2 separate regions of the Homo sapiens genome follow, and region 1 is linked to region 2. The links are chromatin contacts, found by Hi-C or POLR2A ChIA-PET in ENCODE. All regions are on one chromosome and are shown on one strand. Each heading gives the region's core, a stretch centred on a gene start or an enhancer-like site at or near the end of the contact. The rest is flanking DNA. Distances are from core to core; before and after follow the strand shown.

Region 1 (3,892 bases), core at 5-2,504, 1.8 Mb after region 2:
CTTTCTTTTTTTTTTTTTTTTTTTTTTTGAGACAGAGTTTTGCTCTTATTGCCCAGGCTGGAATGCAATGGTGCGATCTCAGCTCACTGCAACCTCTGCTTCCCAGGTTCAAACAATTCTCCTGCCTCAGCCTCCCAAGTAGCTGGAATTACAGGCGCCTGCCACCATGCCCGGCTAACTTTTTGTATTTTTTGTGGAGATGGGGTTTTGCCATGTTGGCCAGGCTGGTCTCGAACTCCTGATCTCAGGTGATGCACCAGCCTCAGCCTCCCAAAGTGCTGGGATTACAGGCATGAGCCACCACATGTGGCCGGAACCAAAGCATATTTCAAACCCCTCACCTGACCTGGTTTTCATCATCACATGAATTTCCCTGTCTCATCCTTCTTAACCTTTCCTTTGATGGGAAGGGAGACAGCTCATCTGTCTGGAGCGGAGAATAGGGCCTGTGTGGTGCACACACATCTCTGGTAGAAGGCGCAAAAGTCCTCGAGGCTCTTTGGTGTGTCCAGAACTATGAACCTCACCCAGTGCCTGTAAATTGTGTGTGTGGGCCTGGGGGCGAGCTCAGAGCACAGAGTTAACATCCTTTCTGAGAGTGCTGCAATGGGTTGTCGGCTGCTAGAAGGGGTCTGCTGTAAGCTTTGTGGGCAAACTGACCACCCTCCACCCCCATACACAGAAGAGCCCCATCCTACCCTCTGCAGACGTCTGGGTCTGCGATGATTGGCCCTGGATGCAAGTAAAAGCTGTTTCTCCTTTTTGTCAGCCTGGGAATCTGAACAACTGAGGAAATAGGGAAGTCGGTGACAGTCACAGTCATGAACACCCAGCAGATTCCATTTCCCCACAGCAGGAGGCAGATCCCTTCCCACCCCCAAAAGCCCCCAGGCTCTGGAGGGAATTCAACCAAGCAGGGCTCAGACCGACCTCCACCAGCGAGGCTTCTCCTTGCTGTCCCCTTCTGCTCAGGCGCAACGTGGCAGGGCAGGAGGAAACCTCTCTGCAAGAGTTGCCGTACCAGAGCACATGGGGTGGCCCGATCTGGGGAGACGGGGCACAGAAGGAATGCAGGGCATGGGTGGGTGAGGGGAAGAGGGTGTGGAGCCCTGGCTCTGGCTTGTCCCCCTCTCACCCCTCCAAGTTCCAGAGGTCTGGGCTCCTCATTCATCTCGTAAGCGCCAAGGTGGAGGGGGGTCCTACCGAGGGAGGAGCTACAGGCCACCGCGACCAGCAGAGAGCGAAGGCAGGAGGGACCAGCCTGGCCCAGCCCCTTCATTTTACTGTCGGGGGTAGTGAGGAGGAAGAGGAAGAGGCGAAGGCTGGCGGAGGAGGAGGTGAGAGCGAGGACTCGGCAGAAGCGAGATCCGCCGAAGGGAAGTCCGAGCAGTCGGGGAGCTCAGGGGGGCCCTCCCGGGGAGAGGGTCGCGGGCTCCTTCTGCCGCTTACCTGTCGCGCCGAGGCAAAGCCGCAGCCGCGCCGCGGGGTGGCTCCCGGGTTTCCCCACCGGACGGCCGGGAGGGTGGGACCGGGGCGGGACCTCCCCCAGCTGCACTAACGCGCCCGCCCCGCCCCTCCCTGGCCAGGTGCAGCGGGTCCCGCCGTGTCCTCAGCCTGCTGCGGGCCCGGGAACTCCCGGCGGACCGGCAGAGGGGCGCCCCGGCTTCTCTGCGTCTCAGCCCGCCCCGGGGGTGCGGTCTTTGCGGCCAGGCTTTCAGCGCGGAAAAAGATTGGAGGGTCCTAGTCACCCCAAAGAGGACAGGCATTAGCAGAGCCGCGGGCGGCGGGTGCATGGAACCGGAATGTGCTGCGCGCCAGCCTGGAGCGCTCGGAGCCCGGAGGCCTGCCCCGGAGGGGGAAACGCGGCGGGGCGGCCATGGGCCCCGGGGTCCTGCCCCAGGTTTGCTTCTCATTTGTGCTCCATCCAACAAGAGCTCGTATTCCGTGTGCCATGAACTGTGTCAAGGGCTCCAAGTGCCAGGTATCAGGTGAATCCCAGCCCCAGCAAACTTTAAACCTACTATGATTATTCCGAATGTACCGGGGAGGCAGCTGCTCACACAGCAGAGGGTGTTTCTCAAAGTGGGATCCCCCACCAGCAGCGCCAGTCAGAATCACCTGAGAACTTATTAGAAATTTTGGCCGGGCGCGGTGGTTCATGCCTGTAATCCCAGTACTTTGGGAGGCCGAGGCGGGCGGATCACAAGGTTAGGAATTCGAGACCAGCCTGGCCAACATGGTGAAACCCCGTCTCTACTAAAAATACAAGAAATTAGCTGGGCGTAGTGGCGGGCGTCTGTAATCCCAGCTACTCGGGAGGCTGAGGCCGGAGAATCGCTTGAACTCGGGAGGGGGAGGTTGCAGTGAGCCGAGATCACGCCACTGCACTCCAGCCTGGCGACAGAGCGAGATTCCGTATCAAAAAAAAAAAAAAAGAAAAAAAGAAAAGAAAAGAAAAGAAATGGGCCCCACCGCAGACCTAAATATTCCGAAACTCGGGTTGGGCCCGGCGACTTGTGTTTTAAAAGCCCTCCGGGTGATTTTGTGCATGCTCGACCTTGAGAACCCTGAACAATTAGTGGCAGGGCTGGAATGAGAATCCTGGTAAACCCGCCTCCTAAGCCGGTGTTCGGAATTACCCCGCCAGGGCCCGTGCTGCTCAGTGGTCCTCTCCGGCGCTGCCTCGTGTGCTGCAATCTTTTGGGGCCTTAGCAACAGAGAAGGAGCGCGCATGACTCCAAATAGCCAATAATTTGAAAACTTTCTATGGTAGAAACTTCTACCACTAGTTCAGTTTCTCTTTTGTTTTGATATTTAAATAAATTTGTCTTTCTTTCTTTCTGTTTTCTTCCTCTTTCTGCTGCCCCGCCTCCCTCCTTTTTTCTTTTTTCTTTCTTTCTTACTCTCTCTGTCTCTCCTTTCTCTCTCTCTCTTTCCTTCTTTCTCTTTCTTTCCTTCTTTTTCTCTTTCTTTCTCTCTTTCTTTTCTTTTCTTGCTCTACTGCCCAGGCTGGAGTGCAGTGGAGCTATCACGGCTCACTGCAGCCTTGACCTCCGGGTCTCAAGCTGTTCTCCTGCTTCAGCCTCCACAGATGCATGCCACCATGCCCAGCTAACTTTTTTTTGTAGAGAGGGAGTTTCGCCATGTTGCCCAGGTTGGTTTCAAACTCCTGGGCTCAAGCCATCCTGTTGCCTCGGCCTCGCAAAGTGATGGGATTAGAGGCATGAGCCACCGAGTCCAGCCATGAATTTGTATTTCTAAGACCCTAAGACCTGGGAGCAGGAGCATGAGTGAGTAGATCCTAGCAAGAAGTTCTGACACGCACTGGGAAAGGCAGGGAAGCCAGCCGGGTGTTAACAGGTGAATGAAGAAAGTAATCTTTTTTTCTAACCTGAGACTCCAAGGTAGGTTTGATCTATTCAGAAGGTGAGATGTTCTTTGATGGAGTCAGGAGAGAAGGCCAGCAGAGTGTGGAGAAGAAGAGTTGCCCAGCTACACATGATCAGAGTGACGTGAAGGATGGACATTCTCCCAGGAGTAGAAAGGGGTTCATCTGCTCACTCTTGGCATGATGCCCGACTCCCCTAACTCTAAGCAGCCTTCCACCAACTCCCTTCCTTTCACATTCCAGGCCGTGGGCTTTAAGCTCCTAGAGAGACTTTCTACAGAGCTTCCTTGAGCATCCCTTAGCCCATCTGTAGACCCTCTGGACTCTGATTCCACCTCACTGCCCCAGCTGCTTCTATTCTTGTCATGTGCCTTACTTGACAGCTGTCTTTCTCAGAATGAGGGCACTTCCTGTGGAAGATTGTGGGATGCTGCCCCTCATGTCTCTCTTCTTGGGGCTGAACACTCCCTGTACAGGTCGGACCTACCGTCTTTGCTCTGTCCT
Region 2 (3,931 bases), core at 1,310-3,809:
TATGTATTGTTATAAAAATAAGTGACCATGTCAAAAAAATAAAAAAAGAAAAGAAAAGCATAGAATATGGCAAATAAAAATCCCACAGAAGAGTGAGGCAGCCAGGCAAAGTGACTCACGCCTGTAATCCCAACACTTTGCCAGGTCGAGGCAGGCAGATCACTTGAGCTCAGGAGTTCAAGTCCAGCCTGGCCAGCATGGTGAAACCCCATCTCTACTAAAAATACAAAAATTCGCCGGGTGTGGTGGCGCATGCCTGGAGTCCCAGATACTTGGGAGGCTGAGGCAGGAGGATAGCTTGAACCCGGGTGGTAGAGGTTCAGTGAGCCACTGCACTCCAGCCTGGGCAACAAGAGCGAGACTCTGTCTCAAAACAAAACAACAACAACAAAAGAATGAGGCAAAGAACATGCCCAGGAGAATGAGAAAAGAGATGCCAGGTTGCCAGATGTGCAGCAAGGTGAGGGGATGAACAGTCAGATTGGAGAAGGTCAGCAGTCTCCAGCAGTGATGTCTTCAAGAAGATGAAATGGAGAGAATTCTCTGCTATATCTAGATATTCTGAGAGGAAATTTAAGCAACTGGGGGAAGAATTTGAGGTAGAGTTTGTGAGAAATACATAGAAAATAAATGATTTTAAAAAACAAGATTATTAATTCCAGGAAAAATAAAAGTTTGTGCAGGAAAAAACAGAAGGTCTCCCTGGGGAGGACAGACCCAAGGAGGAAGCTGGGCAGGGAATTCCAGGGTCCTAGGTATTCAGAATATGGTCTAATCCTGGGCAAGTGTGCTTTGCATGGGCAAATCCCCTTGGACCCCTTGCCCTGTGGGGAGGGCTGCAGCTGGGGGAAGGCCGGAGATGTGAAGGTAAATGCCAGAAGAAACAGCTAAAAGAGGTGAAAACGTTGCCTCCAGAGAGGGGAAGACGATGGGGGCAGGGCTCTGCTGTTTGTCTTAACAAATCTGGTACAATTATTCGATTCTATATGTGTGTACATGTTCTAAGAAATATTTCATTAAAGAAAAGAAAAGCATTTAAAAAATAAAAATGCAATTCATGAAAGTTCACGGAACCTCTGGACCACTTCTGCTATACTTAGAGATCTCAATAATAGTTTGAAAATCGCCCCAGCTGCGCTGGCATCGCGGCAGCCCCCGGGGGAAGGTGGGAGCGGTGGAGAGGCCGCCGGTGGTCCGTCCTCCTCCCCCCGCCCGCCCCCTCCATTCCCCTCTCCTGCCGCGGCGGCGGCTGCGGGCCGCGCGCCAGTCTCCTCACCCCACCTCCCCCAAAAGTTTGAAAACCACAGGACCCAGCGTGGGCAGTACAGGGAGACGTCGTCTCCAAAAAGTTACAAAATTAGCCGGGCGTTGTGGCACACGCCTGTAGTCCCAGCTACTCGGAGGCTGAGGGAGAAGGACCGGTTGAGACCAGGAGGCTGAGGCTGCAGTGAACCCTGATTGTGCCACTGCACTCCAGCCTGGGTGACAGATCAATACGCTGCCTCAAATAAGAAAAGAAAACCGCAGAGCTGGGCCTTCATTTGAGACCATGTGGGTATCATTTTGATTAAACCACAAAGCATTTTCTCTCTACAGCAGCCCACAAGGGTGAATCCCACTTCCTTTTCCTCCCAGGTGTCACCTCTAACTCTTCGTGTCAGGAGTTTTTCTACCTCTCCGGAGTTCTTTGGCTCTCAGGAACCTAGCACGGCATCACGCGAGTCCCGGCTCAGGTGAGGGGGGAATAAAGGGAACAGGAAGCGCCTTTTGCGGGGCTTTGCAGGCTGGCGGTCAGCGCCTTTCTGCACCCGTGTGCCTGGGGCCTGTCACTCTCCAGCCCCAAGGCCTTCAGCGCATTCCCCGCAGAGCTCCAGGTTACAGTTTCCTCAGCCGCACAGCAAGCATGTACCTCACATTTTTAACTTCTGTCAAAGAGTGGGCCCTGCTCTCATGAGTTCAGCGCTCAGTGGGAGCCAGGTCCCAAAAGTGAACTTCAGGGTCACGCGAGAAGCACGTGTACGCCCCACAAGGGCGTGATTTCGGGGATTTGTCTTTTTTTTTTTTTTTTTCCAAGCTGCTGTGTGCTCAGTCCCTGAGACAGACCCTGCCACCTCACAGGTGCTCAACAAATAGTTCTGGAGTTAACTAACTTAAAAGTACTGTAAAAGAGCTACACAGCAAATTAAATTCGCTGTGCAGCGCAAAGGCACCCTACACACTGCGTGAACGCTTCGGCTCCTGGAGCGCCGGCGACTGCGAAGCCAGGACGCAGGCAGCGGGGAGAGGCAGAGGCGCCGGCCCCCGACCGTCAGTCAGAGGCGGGAGCAGGCGTGCCCCGCCCCCCGGGGGGCGGACCCGGGACGCGGCGGCGCGGGGGCGGGGCCTGGTTCTCCGTGCCGGGGGGGCGGGGCCGGGACCGAACACACCGGGCCGGTTGGGGCCCCGCTCGCCGGCGGGAGCCACCGGAGCCCCGGCCACGAAGGGGTGCGACCCCCCGCCGGCCCCGCCCTCCCGGCTGCGGCCTGGCCAATCAGAGCGGCTCTTACTGGCGGGTGGGCTGAGCCGGCCCAGCTGCTCGGAGGCTCTGGCATGGTAACATCCCCGCGCGGGGGTGGAGGGGCTCGGGGCGGTCCCACAGCGCCCCCTGCGGCCCGGGCCGTGGCCGATGGGGCGGGGAGGCCGCTGGGGATAGCTGGGACCCCGGGGAGGGCGAGGGAGGCCAAGGGTGAGGGAAGAGAGCCCGGGAGGGGGGATGGGGGCGGGGACTGGGGGCGAAGGGGCGGGGGAGGCCATGATGGAGCCTGGCCGGGGGCGAAAGGTGCGAGAGTGGCGGGACTGGGTGAAGAGTGGGATTGGGAGAGGTGGGGGTGGGTTCGCGGAGAAAGATCGGGAAAGAAGAGAGAGGGCGGAGATGAGGGGACTGAGGGGACCAGGGGACAGGTGGGGACCAGTTTCCCCTCCTGGGATATTTGGTGTGCGACATGCCCTTCCCCCAGCCCCAGCGCCCGTTCCCTTTGGAAGCCTGGGTGCTCCTCAGACCACTTGGGGACTCCCTGCTTCACCTTCCTGCATTTGCAAGAGCTTGTCTCCTGAGGTGGAGAGGGGGCCTCTGAAGAAAGGGGCTCCCAGCCCAGGCCATCAACAAACTAACGACTCTGTGTGACCTTGGGCAAGTCACTACCTTTCTTTGGGCCTCAGATTTCCCATCAATTTTTTTAAAAAGGAAATGCATGAAAATTAAATCCCAGATCTCTTCCAGGGTCTAAATGAATAGGTTTTTGAGGAGGAAGTTTAGGAGAATGGGTTTGGTAGGGAAGCAAAGGAAAGGATGAAGATGGAGGCGAGGCCTTGGGCTGGGGCTGGAGAAATCCCCACGGGTGCGGGGGGATGGTAGACAGAAAGCCTGCCGGGCTGGGGCTGGCTAGCCTTATCCTGTTGGAGGGATGGAAGAACTCTAAGGAGAGGAGGAGGTTGAAACCTAACTCCACAATGATGGAGACCAAAAGTAACATTCGCTTCTTCAGAGGGAGAGTGATGAGATGGCAGGATCAGAAAGAAGCAACAGGGGCCGGGCGCGGTGGCTCATGCCTGTAATCCCAGCACTTTGGGAGGCCGAGGCGGGCGAATCACCTGAGGTCAGGAGTTGGAGACCAGCCTGACCAACATGGAGAAACCCTGTCTTTACTAAAAATACAAAATTAGGCGTGGTGGCCCATGCCTGTAATCCCAGCTACTCTGGAGGCTGAGGCAGAAGAATCACTTGAACCCGGGAGGCAGAGGTTGTGGTGAGCTGAGATCGCGCCATTGCACTCCAGTCTGGGCAACAAGAGCGAAGCTCTGTCTCAAAAAAAAAAAAAAAAAGCAACAGGAAGATACTTTCTAGTAAGGCAGATCTTTGGGGAGCAAGAGGAAGAGTAGGGCTGGTCCAGGA

The links. Hi-C counts contacts between places; a loop is a spot of excess contacts on that map. ChIA-PET counts read pairs that join two places held with the same protein, here RNA polymerase II (POLR2A). Pooled maps may share reads with other maps.
Region 1: a loop to region 2 is called in a map with no recorded cell type, with 9 times the contacts of the local background. The contact joins the promoter of GALNT6 here to the promoter of PRPF40B in region 2. A Hi-C loop is called at or near these places in 1 of 37 single-sample maps with no recorded cell type and 1 of 50 pooled maps. POLR2A ChIA-PET finds 5 or more read pairs at or near these places in 1 of 52 experiments (AG04449).

Annotation. Positions count from the first base shown.
Region 1 is chr12:51,390,152-51,394,043 of GRCh38, forward strand. GALNT6 (polypeptide N-acetylgalactosaminyltransferase 6) reads right to left here and starts at 1,255. Exons shown (of 12, transcript NM_007210.4): 1 at 1,136-1,255; 2 at 699-786. It also overlaps a transcript of SLC4A8 not described here. RefSeq lists enhancers at 432-1,017, 1,018-1,602, 3,646-3,735 and a silencer at 1,288-1,827.
Region 2 is chr12:49,621,002-49,624,932 of GRCh38, forward strand. It overlaps PRPF40B (pre-mRNA processing factor 40B), which reads left to right and starts at 2,560. Exons shown (of 26, transcript NM_001031698.3): 1 at 2,560-2,592. The coding sequence starts at 2,590. It also overlaps a transcript of FAM186B not described here. RefSeq lists silencers at 1,366-1,415, 2,276-2,775 and an enhancer at 1,606-1,695.